Regions from separate parts of the Homo sapiens genome. Here region 2 is linked to region 1. The links are chromatin contacts, found by Hi-C or POLR2A ChIA-PET in ENCODE. All regions are on one chromosome and are shown on one strand. The core of a region is the stretch at or near the end of the contact, and the rest is flanking DNA. Distances in the headings are between cores, read along the strand shown. Region 1 holds the start of LINC02537 (long intergenic non-protein coding RNA 2537). Region 2 overlaps SCIRT (stem cell inhibitory RNA transcript).

Region 1 (6,052 bases), core at 2,343-4,842:
TGGGAGGGGGAGAGTTGTACCTAAGGTTAGCTGGAGAAGCAGCAGCAGAATCAGGCTCAGAACTTCTGTAAGAGCACCTCCATTTGTGTACAAGGGTGGGAGTATGGGGCAGTGAGCTCACCAGGACAGGAATCAGCAGACCTAGGCAGGCTGTTTCCTCTTCTGCAAAATGGGAGTGCCAAAAAGTTGCTCCTAGGGTGTGGAGAGGATTAGACGAGATGGGCATAAGTAAAGCACCCTATGAACATTAATTTCCTTTTCCCCACAGATCATTTGTCCTGGGTGGGAGTCTTCAGTGCACCTCAGTGTGTGTTTGTGTGTGCATGAGTGAGTATGCTGTGTGTGTGAAAGCATGCACAAGCCCCTCCGTGTGTATGTGTTAGTATGTATGTGAGTGTGTGATTTGCAAATCCTGACCAGGCGGCCATTGTGAGGGGAAGTGGCAATGTTTACCGACCTTGGGAGGTATTAGAGGTTGGAGCCTCTAGGATTGGCCTGGCATGGGCTGAGGTGGCGGGACTGGAGTTGGAGGTGCTCTGGATCCCCCAGGCTTCTGTAAACCCTGAAAGCTGCTGCTCTGGACACTAACAGGGCAGGGCAGGGTCACGCAGCTCCTGTTAGGGGCTTAGGCAAAGTCATCAAGTGACTCGGAGTAGGTCTTTAGGAGGTCCCCCTGGGCATTTGTTGGGGAGTCCAGCCAGGGGTGTCTGAGCAGAGATGAGGGAATGGGCTGGAGGGCACCAGGGAGAGGAGAAGAAGCAGGGCTCCTCTCTCTGCCTCTTCAGGGCAAAGAATTCTGCTTTCTTTGTAGCTGGAGGTGACCTCAACTTCCTCCCCTTGCTCTGGGAAGAGGCCTGAATATAAGTCAAGTCATTTGTGCTAATCGTTGACATTTTTGAGACGTGCCTTCCCTGGGAGTTTGGGGGCCTAGTATGCAAATCTATGCACATTATGTGACATCAACAGAAAAATTGGAACCTCAGGGAATTGCTGGAGCAGAGAGGTTCTCCTTCAGAACTGCTTCTAAGCTGCCTATAATTCCCCCCATTAAATTCACAGAGGCAAAATGTGTTAGATCCTGGAGGGTCAAGACTGAGGCCAGATCACAATGGCCTTTCAGTCCACGGTCTCACTTTACAGATGAGGAAAGTGAGGCCCAGAGGGGAGGCATGACTTGCTTGAGATTATACAGTCAGTGGCAATGCTGGGGTCAGACCTGGCCCAGGATCATCCAGATTCATTTTTTGACTTAATATGCACAACACACACACACACACGCACACAGACACACACACACACAGCCTATCCTTCGCACAGTACCCACAGCTTTATTTTGCTTCACAGCAGTACCTGACCTTGCATGTTTACATTTCCTTCTCCTTCTGCCTGACCAGAATAAAGCTCCATAGGGGTGAGAAGTGTGCTTGTTTTTTCATGTTGTATTCACTGTCGTATCGTCAGCATCTAAAACACAGAATGGTGGGATTCATTCATTCATTTGCTGGTCGCCTCTCTGATGTGCCCTCTCCATTCCAGACCCTGGTGAAACAGAAAGGTGTCAGACCTGGCCCCTAGACCCTGGCTCAGGTGGCTTCAGGCCCTTTCTTCTGGGCCCCAGTTGCCTGGGGGGTGGGAGGGATCCCCTCACCCAGGTCCCACTGGCGCTGACTCTGGAAGCTCACCCCAGGGGAGGAGAAGCTAGGGATGAGAATTAAGAGTCCTCTCCAAGGAACTCCCAGAGCAGAATCAGGGAAGCCCCCACGGCACTGAGGAGAGTGGGAGTGTGAACACAGTAGCTTGTGACCAGGGAGGTGGCAGTGGGGAGGAAGGTAGAAGCTCATTTGGGAGGCAGGGTGTGGGGACTTGGAGGGGAATCCTAGGAGGAGAGGGTGAACGAGTACTGTGGAGGCTCTGGGCACTGGGTGTCTAGGGCAGGCTGTGCAGGTGGGGCTGACAGAGAAAGAACACTGCCATTTATTGACATTTGGGGTAGGCTGCAGAGTGGGGGCTGGTGTAGAGAGGCAAAAGGCCAGACTCCAGTCCCTGCACTTCATATGGGCAGAGTGGCGAGGCGTTACATAAGCCCCAAAAAGAGCTTTGGTCGAAGGCTTAATTTTCTCATCTGTAAAGTGGGGATGATAACATGAACCTGGGCATGGGGGCCTCGTGTCAGGAGGGAGGTGAGTCTCATATGAAGTAATCTGTCTGAACACCCTCAGCCCACTGCTGGACCCCCAAACATGAGCTGGCCTGTCTTCCCAGTCCTTTCTCCCTTTTCCCAGGGTACATTCTCTGGGAAGTGGGGCCCTGTGGCTGCTGCCCTGTGGAGGGGCCAGTCCCCATCCTCTCTGCTCCCCAGCCCCTGTATGTTCATTTGCCCAAGAGGTCACCCAGTTTCCTCTGTCCTAGTTGACCAGAACCCTCTGGACTCTGTGGGTGCTACGGGTTTTCTGGCCTGGACCCACGCCTCCGCCTCGCTGGGGGCTATGAGCAAGAGAGCAGCAGACCAGATTTTGCAAGCCTGAAATAGTTTATGGCCAGGCTGAGGCCGGGAGGAAGGAGGGCATGGCCCCAGGAATGCAGGAGGAATGCCTGGGAGGCCCGTTCCGTCCCCCACCCATCCTCAACTCCCCAGGGGGAAGGAGTACAGGCCTCAGGATTACCGGGCACTGGGCAGAGAGAGGGAAATGGTCTGGGCCCTGAGCATTCCTGGGGCTGGGGTGGTCGCAGGGCCAGTGAACGGGTGTGTATGTGGGGTGGTCTTCCTGCAGACAGGAGTATCATCTCCTCCAAGGAGGCCACCTGGATTAGACTTCTCTGTCTACTCCATTCAGTCTTTCCTACTTACTTGCCTGTAGCACCAAGGATACATATCTTCATTGCTGTGTGCTTGAGAGCAGTGGGGGTTGTTTTTCTACTTGATGCAGGGCCTCTCTGTCTCCACTGTCAAACTGGGAGCTCCCTGAGGTCAGGGTTTGTGTTTTCCTTTCAGATTGAGAATTCCTTAAGGATTGAGGCTATGAATCTCCCATAGAGTAGAAGCCCACACATGCTTCCCATGCCAGAATGGGGTGGAACTGGAACGACAAGATGCAGTCTTCACCCCCATTCCTTTAGACCCAAGATGGGATCTCCTTCAATCCTGGCTGGAAAGTGGGATAGCGTTCGGAGGGCCAGTTGAGTCCTGTGGACCAGACAGCGGCCTATGAACAGCATTGGCCCTCCCATTTCCAACCATGTGAACACCTGCGGCCCCTATGTGGAGGCCAGAGGAAGGCAGGCCCCCGTTACCCATCTGGACAGTCCACTTGGCCCTGCTGGTATCATACCTTGGGCTTGCCCCCTCTGTATGTGGCCTGGGGTCTATTCCAGGAAGGGGTGGGCAGCAGAGGGTTGAGAGTGGACAGGCCACAGTGCTCCAGGCTGTTAATGATACCTGCATTTTCCTGGGCCCTATGGCCAGGCCGTCACCTTCCCTTTCATGTTTGGCTCTGTCTCAGTGAGCCAGTAGGTGAGGTGGGGGCTAGGAGGGAGCCCCAGGGTAGGGGCAGCCAGGCAGGCACAGAAGGAGGCAGATGATTGGTGCCTGGCCAAAGTCACAAGGTTCTAGCACCCTCCATTTCCATCAATGCCCCAGCTCTATTATGGAAGACACAAGTTGCCAAAACTCCGGCAACTCTGGCTGGTCACACCCTGTCCTTTTGTGGACACAGCTCTCTGGCCTCCATGGGCAGGACATCTATTTCCAATTCCCGCATGCACTCCTAGACCAGCCTCATTTAGGTCAGTCTGTGGTCAGGGTCATGGACAATCTCTGCAGGGTTGGGCCAGTCTGTGGTTAGAATTAAGGGTCTGAGATCTGGGTTTAGGGTCAGGCTCTGACCAGGGTTATGTGTCAGCCTGTTTTCTGGGTTAAAGGGATTAGACTTTGACTAGGTAGGACTAAGGGTCAGTCTGTACCCAGGACCAGCGTTAAGTTTATACCGAGAAGTAGGAGGTCAGTCTGTATCCAAGCTTAGGAACCAATCTGTACCCAGGACAAGGAATATGGATCCCTAATCCAGGACTGTACCTAGGATTAGGGATCAGTCTATACCTAGGATTAAGAGCCAGTTTGTATCCAGGATCAAGGATCAGACTGTACCCAGAAATGGAGTAATCTATACCCAGAATAGGAGTCAATGAGCATTGAGGGGTAGGCGTGTGTTTTGCACTGAAACTGAACCTATGACTAGGCCACAGAAGGTTACCCTAGCCCAGCTGGGCATAGAAGGCAGAGAATACAGTTTGCAGTTTGAAGGGGAAAGAGTTTGATGATCCCCTGGCCACCTACTCTGGGTACCCACCTGCAGGAGTTACCTGGGGCAAAGTGGGGCACTTCATCACTCCCAGCCTTAGCTTCAGCTTGAGGAGTCACAAGGAACACCAGCCTGAGCCGCATGGGGACAAAGTGTGGTGCCCAGGCAAGGTCCAGTGAGTGGCTCAGAGGCAACATTGCCCAGTTCTATAGCCAGGAAGAATCCTGAGCAACTCCACCACAGATGGCGCTTCTGTTTGCACTGCACTTCTCGAAACTCATTCACCAACAGTTCATTCTGCAAATATTTCCCAAATACCTGCCATGCTTTAGGCCAGAGGTTCTCAAAATTGAGTGCACAGAAGAATCAACTGGGTAGCTTGTGAAAAAGGCTGACTCCTGGGCCCCACTCTTGGGTATTCTGGAGCAGAAAGGCGATAGGAGCTGCCCAGGAATCTGCACTTTTAATAAAGTTTCCTAGTGATTCTGCTGTGGTAGTTTAGAGCCATGCTCTTGGGACCTGTCCTCAAAAGGCCCATCAAGTTAAAAAAGGATTGCAGGAAACACCCATAATGCTGTCTGGTGAGTTCAGCAAGCCGGTGGGCATCTTCCAGGGCATCTGGAAGAAAAGGTATGCATGGCTGTTTTCAGAGAAGACCCAAGAAGACCTTGTGAGGAAGCAACAGGGAATTTCTGCCTCATTGTTGAAGAAAACTTGGTTGTCTTTTTGCAAAAATTGTATGGAACGTACCTGTCTAGCCACCCCAAAGCCTTTTCACATGATTGGCAAGGTAGAATTCCAGCAAGCACACAAAAGATTAGGTCTGAGAGTAGAGGTGTAAAGCAAAGCATACTTTTTTTTTTTTTTCGAGATGGAATCTCGCTTTGTTGCCAGGCTGGTGTGCAGTGGCGCGATCTTGGCTCACTGCAATCTCCGCCTCCCGGATTCAAGCGATTCTCCTGCCTCAGCCTCCCAAGGAGTGGGATTACAGGCATGCGCTGCCATACCTGGCTAATTTTTTTTTTTGTATTTTTAGTAGAGACGGGGTTTCACCATGTTGGCCAGGCTGGTCTCGATCTTCTGACCTTGTGATCCACCCGCCTCAGCCTCCCAAAGTGTTGGGATTACAGGCATGAGCCACCGCGCCCGTCCGCAAAGCATAATTAATACATTAAATGGGGCAAAGGAAAAGAATGCATCTAAAACTGCTGTCTTCGTCTGGTGGTAAGGAAGGAACAATGCACGACAGCCATTAGTATTAATAACTCACCAATTGTCTATAAACAGTCATCCTGAAAAGCACTGCTCGAGCAGTGCAGTCAGCTTTGTTTAAACCATGGCCTTGTGCTTTGTCCCACTCTCCCTGCATAGTTTCACCAGCTAAGACCTTTGTCTGCAGTTGGTATATTTGTAACAACAGGGTGTGTGCGTGTTTTCATTTCCCGGATATTACCATATTGATTACACTTTTGCAGACAGCACATTTCTCTCTCCTACCTGCTCCTTGGTTAAGAATCCTGGTGCTGAAGCGCTCAGTCATCTTGAGGACCTCACTGAAGGCAGGGAGGTCATAAAGGATGACTGTCCCCTCTGGGGCTGACCGCCATGTGTCATGCTTCTGGAAGTTTCCAGAAATATTTCTTTATTGAATGTTTCCATTCTTCCTTCTCAAAGTGAACAGATTTCTGGGCCTTTCTGCTCCCTATGGGGCAGGAGCTTGAGGTATTGTGCTGCTCAGAGGTGGGGACAGGACT
Region 2 (6,052 bases), core at 1,001-3,500, 190 kb after region 1:
GCTGCCTCTGCTGAGAAAGCCTAACCCTGCAGTCCACCCAGGGCGACAGGAGCCCCCACCCCAGCCCTCACCCCTCCATCTTCAACCAGACCCTTCACAGCCTGCCCCACCTTGGCTCAACCAGTAGCTCCTCCACACTCACCCACGCCCTTCACTCCTGCCTGGGGCACACGCACCCCCCTGCACCCTGTGCTCAGTGCATGCACCCCCCCACCACACACACACAGGCAGGGGTCACCCAGTATCCAGTGGGTTTATGGAGAGAGGGGGTTCCCCTTGTACTAGATAGTATGAAGAAACCATGATGTGGGGGCCAGAGAGCGACAGACACAGAGAAAGACAGGAGGGCCCGATGGGAGAGTTACGACCAGAGAACAGGACAAGAAAGAAGAAAGGGACAAAGAAAGGGGGGGTCGAAAACAGACACAGAAAGACAGAGGCAGTGAGGGGAAGGACCTCAGAAGAAGAGCGGGACACTGTCCTGGGGGTTCCTGGGGCTCTGGTGGTGGGCAGTGGTGTGCTCTGCCCTCAGCCCTACAAGCCCCAGCGCCCTTGGTCACCCACTCTGGGCCTGCCACCAAGATAGTTACTAAACTCTCTCCTCTTCTCACAGTTCCCTCCCCCGGCCCTGTGTCACGTTCAGGTAAAATATTCAGGGCTCACCCACCACTTCAAGAGGGAGGAAGTCCTGAGCTCCCAGGTCCAGGCTTTAAGGGCTGGGGGCCAGGCCCTCGGCTTCTGCACGGTGCTCCACACAGCTGTGTAGACTGCAGGGCCCTCTGACATCTGTCCATCCCTGGTGTAAGCAGACCTTACTTGAGCCCCAGGCCTATTGACCCCCAGGGACAGCATCTCTACCACTCATTCACAGGAGCCCCCAGAATCCAGCCAACATAGCTTCATTTTCTCCCCAAAAGGCATTGCTTGCTTTTTGGAGGAAACACTCCTCCCGGCTTTCCAGGCCTATCATGCCACCCCAGGACCACTGACTGTTTCCGTTGTCCTCGCCTCTTCTCTAGGAGCTCATTTCCTCTGCATACTCGGAGATTTTCATCTCCTGCCTCCTTCAGATGCCCATAAAGAGGGCAGGCATACCCAGTCTGGCTCAGGTACCCAGGGAAGCTACTGACTGGCCAGAGAAGGGTCTGGTCTCCTTCCTCCTTTGTTTCTTGCCTCTCAACCAGTCCCCTCTCCATGACAAAATATTGTCTTCAGTCCCACCAACAGTTTGGAGGTGGACACTTTGCAGGGGAGGCTTAAACCCTAACTACTACATGCTCTTCACCTTCCCTCAGCTGGGTACACAGGGTTTCCCCCTTAGGGAAGCAACTGGATTGCCTCTCTTCCAGAAAATTAAAGCCACCCAGGACTTCAGTGCCAGGCCCTTTATTATGAATTCCTCCAACAGGCCTGGAATGAAAGCCAGGCTGCTGACTAGGGCCGGCCCTCCAAATCCCCTCAGACCCTAACAAGGAAGAGAGCTATCTTGCACAATGCCACTTGCCAGGCCACCTGCAGCCCCACAAGTCCACCTCCTCATTCTCATTCCCGAGCACTGCCAGGGGCCATCAGAGAGAAAGAGGGCTAGGGATGGGAATGGAGACTGAGTCCTACAGGTAGGGAGGGCAAGGGACTGAAAGAAAAGGAGAGCAAGAAGGAGGGAGGGGAAGACCGAACCAGAAAAAGATGTCGGGGGTGGGGGTTGGGGTGGGGTGGGATCTGTGGAGAGAGAGTGGAAGAGAGAAAGAGATGGGGAGAGAGACAGGGAAAAGAGAAATAAGAGTCATGGTAAGAAAGAGACAGGAACAGAGAGCCTCGGCTTCTCCTGGCTTCTCTAGACCTCTCCAGTGGGATTTAAGACCTCAAGCAATCCTGGAGATCAAGATGGAGGCTTGGCCTGCAGTTTGAGGATCAAACTGTCTCCTGGAAACTACCCCCATGCCCTGGACCCAGCCTCTGTGGCCCAGGACAGTAGTGGGGACAGGTTAAGGCTAGGGAGTGCCTTTGCCAGGCACTGGGAAAAGACACTGCAGGCCCCAAATTGTGGTTAATCTCCAAGGACACGCAAGAATGCAGCAGGAGAGACTAGGATTAGACAACAGGGAGAACTCGATGACAGCTAGAGCTCCGGGATTCATTCCCTGCAAGGGCAGGGAGGTTGAGGGGGCAGAGGAGGAAGGAATCTGCAAGGAGGTTGCTGACGTCCTCCTGGAAGGCTAGAAATGAAGCACAGGCAGCCGAGTCTTCTCCCACCTCCCTCCACCCCCAGCGATGAGTCAGGGATTCCGCAGAATGCTGAATTCCTGTCTTCCTTTGGGCAATGATACTTGACACTCTCCTAGGTTTTCTCTCCTGCCACAGAAGTAAAATCTTCAACCATTCTCAAGGACTTCTTTCTCCTCAGCTCCCCAGACAGGCCCCTGCTTTCCTGTGAGTCACTGTATCTTCAAAGCCCCTTCCTGCCTCAGCCTACCCCAATAGCTCTCAGGCTCCTGGCTTTGCACGTGTTGTTCTGTCTGCCTGGAACACTCTTCCCAGAACTAGCTTCTTCTCATCCACCAGAAACCAGTTTAGATGGCACCTGCTGAAACAGATCAGCTCACAAAGGCCCGGCACAACCTGGCCCACAGAAGCATTCCTGAGTGCTGTAAATGAATGAACTGTGAATCAATGAATGCAGAAGATTCTGAGGGGCAGAAACCACATGCCCTACCCTCAGGGAGCCCACGATCTGATGGTGGAGACTCAGCCTCTGCCTTGGAACCCCTCAGTGAGCAGAGCTGTGGAACTCAAAGAAAGGAAAGCCTTGCCTGGGGCCTGCAACCAGGTTCCCTCTGAACTTCAAGGCAAGGAAGTCTTCTTCTATGGTCAGGGCCCAGCCCACACCTGCTACAAAGGCAGGGCCCAATGAACATTTCTGGGAGGGAGCAGAGGGGAGGGGAGGGGAGGGGAGGGGAGGGGAGGGGAGGGAAGGAAGACATCTCATGGACCTTTGGCTTTTCTTTGAGGGCTGCACTCTGGTCAAGAGGCTCCCTGGTGACCAGGGCCAACTGGCCCTTTCCATCAGAGCCAGGCACTGGAGAGCACAGTGTGGGTGCTTGCTCCATATTTGAGAGCAGAATAGAGCTGGAGGACTCTGGGCATCGAGAAGCCAGGCCCCAGCGACAAGGCTACCTCAGTTTCCAGACCCACAATGAGAGCAACCAGAGGAGGGAGGGGAGAGGAGGCAGGCTGCCACAGGGCCAGGAAGAGGCAGCTAAGGCAGTGTGGGACCCACCTGGGGTGAATGGATGGCTGAGCCTCCAGGGTGGCCTCAAGGGTTGCAGGGGAGACCAGACAGGGCTAAGGGTTGCAGTCCTGGTGGGATCTGAGCCTGGGGAAAAGGGAGAAGCTGGGGAGGAATCCTTCCACCAGCCCTTCAAGGCGAGCAAAGCCCCCTGCACTCCCCCAGCCCCAGCGAGAGCAGCTGGTTAGTGGATCAGGATCATTGCCTCAGGAAGGCAGGGGAGTTTCTGTGAATGAGTCTTTTCCATGCTCAAACCAAAACCTAAGTCCCTAGCCCAGCAGGCAAAGCTGCCACTTCCTCTCCAGAACAGCAAAGACCTAAGGCACTGGGAAGAGACCTGCCACTTGGGGCACCTCCCTTCAGGCCTCCCTGGGGGTGGCTGCTGTGGCACAAGTGGAGGAGAGACAAGTCAGGATGGGAGACTTTCTCCTGAGCTGGCCTCTGTGTTCTGCTGTGATATCCCTGCCCCAGGAGACAAAGTGCCACAGAGGGTAAATAGTAGGGGTGGAATTTAAACCCTGAGAAAGAGAGCAAAAAGTCACAGACTTCCTGGGTCTATGCAGGGATAAGAGCTAAGTGCCAGGGAATGAGTAAGTGCTGAAGCATGAAGCCAGGGGTTAGTGGGTCAGTGACCCACCCCATCCACCTATTCCTTAGCTGGCCATCATTAGGGAAATGATGTATTTATTTAACCAACACGTACATAGTGCAAGGTAAAACACAAATACCTAACAAATATTAATTCAGTGATTACCCAGAACAAACCTAGGAAGAGAGCACTATTGTCATCCCCAGTTGCAGATAGGGAAACTGAGGCCCAAGGAGGTTACCTGACTTGCCCCACATCACACAGCTGGAAAGTGGCTGAACCGGGATTCAAACCCAGACATGATGCTGCCCCAGTTGGGTCTTGCTGCTGCCATGATTTCAAGGCCTGGAAGGGGTCAGAGAAAGTCAAAAGTCAGGAGGCCAGCATCAGAGTAGGGCAAGGACCTCCCCCAGCAACAGCCAGAGCCTGAGAGAGAGCAGCTGATGTAATTGCACCCCTTGTTGCGGGGGTGGGGAGTTGGCCCAGGCCCAGGGAGTGGCCAATGGCAGGGCCCCTGCCTCCCTCAGCTTGCCAGGGAGAAAAGGAACCCCTCCAGGGTATTTCTATTATCTGGAGGAGAAAGTGAGGTGGGAAGAAAAGTTGGCTGGAAAGCAGACTGAACTTGCAACTTGGTTTAATAACCAAATCCCAGTTCTCCCTGTGAGCCAGGGCTCCCTCCCACTGTCCCCTCCAGAAAAATCCAGGCCAGGCCTGGGTCTGGGAACAAAGAAGCCTGTCCCCACAACCCCCCCTCCCCCAGCTCCCAGCTCCCTACTAGAGCCCCAGAAGTAGGGTCCATTTCTCCTGGAACCTGCCATGGCCCCTCCAGGCCTCCAGTCCCACTCTTCCCGAGCTCAAAGAGAAGAGGAGGATCCCAGAGATGGGTGACTGCATTTTCCACCCTGAATATGAGGCTGTGTGGGTTGGAAAAATAAACGGCACTGGTTGGGGAAGGGGGAGTGAACTGTTTGAATGAGGGCTGTCCTGAGAAATGCCGGTCATGTGGTCCTTGGTCCAAATGAAAGGTCAGAGCACCCACTGCGCAGTCAGAATGGCTGGGGAGCGGGAGGAAAGGGGAGGAGCAGAGTGGGCAGTCCTCATACACACTCACACACAAACATTCACATACATCTTCACACACACCCACGCTCACATACACACACACATATTCATATACACATTCACACACATCCATATGCGCCGTCACACACACACACATATTCATATACATCTTCACACACACCCACGCTCACATACACACACACACATTCATATACACATTCACACACATCCATATACAGCTTCACACACACCCACACACAAACATTCATATACATCTTCACACACACCCACGCTCACATACACACATATTCATAGACACATTCACACACATCCATATACACCTTCACACACACACACAAACATATACATCTTCACACACACCCACGCTCACACACACACACATACATTCATATACACACATTCATATACATCTTCACACACCCACGTTCACATACACATATTCATATACACATTCACACAATCCATATACACCCTCACACACACACACATTCATGTACATCCTCTCACACACACACACATATCCATATACACATTTACACACACCCACACTTATACACATTTACACACATCCATATACACCCTCACACACACCCATACACACATACACACTCACATTTATATACATCTTCACACACACATTCATATACACACTCACACACATTCATATACACATTGCCACACACCCACTCATAGACACACACACTCATATACATCTTCACACACCCACACTCATATACACCTACCTACATTCATATACACACACTCACATACACATTCACACACACATTCATATACATTTTACACACCCACACACTCACACACATTCATATACACATTCTCACACACCCACACAAAACACAAAAACATTCATATACATATTCATAGACACATTCACATACATCTCACACACCCCACACACACACACATTCAAATACAGTCTCATGCACACACATTTATATACATATTGTCATACACACACTCATACACACTCATATACGCTCATACATTTATATACACATTCTCACACCTCGACACACTCACATGCACTTATCTATACACTCATACATGGAGACACTCAGATACTTAGATACACA

Evidence for each region. A loop is a pair of places that touch in the nucleus more often than their neighbours do. ChIA-PET counts read pairs that join two places held with the same protein, here RNA polymerase II (POLR2A).
Region 2: a loop to region 1 is called in a map of gastrocnemius medialis, with 1.8 times the contacts of the local background. The contact joins the enhancer-like site here to the promoter of LINC02537 in region 1. A Hi-C loop is called at or near these places in 1 of 168 maps with a recorded cell type or tissue (gastrocnemius medialis). POLR2A ChIA-PET finds 5 or more read pairs at or near these places in 2 of 52 experiments (OCI-LY7 and WTC11).

The regions. Positions count from the first base shown.
Region 1 is chr6:43,848,741-43,854,792 of GRCh38, forward strand. It overlaps LINC02537 (long intergenic non-protein coding RNA 2537), which reads right to left and starts at 3,593. Exons shown (of 4, transcript NR_149142.1): 1 at 3,437-3,593; 2 at 1,356-1,464; 3 at 21-192. All of the region lies in intron 2 of LOC105375070 (a long non-coding RNA gene), which reads left to right. RefSeq lists enhancers at 1,956-2,602, 2,603-3,249, 3,250-3,896.
Region 2 is chr6:44,039,466-44,045,517 of GRCh38, forward strand. The region is part of intron 1 of SCIRT (stem cell inhibitory RNA transcript); the gene reads right to left. Among named protein-coding and RNA genes, the nearest start is that of SCIRT, 32 kb to the right of the region's middle. RefSeq lists enhancers at 115-872, 2,574-3,322, 4,167-4,461. Within about 2 kb of position 2,251, at least 11 of the 41 ENCODE cell types and tissues checked have a DNase peak (open chromatin) inside an H3K27ac peak, as active enhancers do.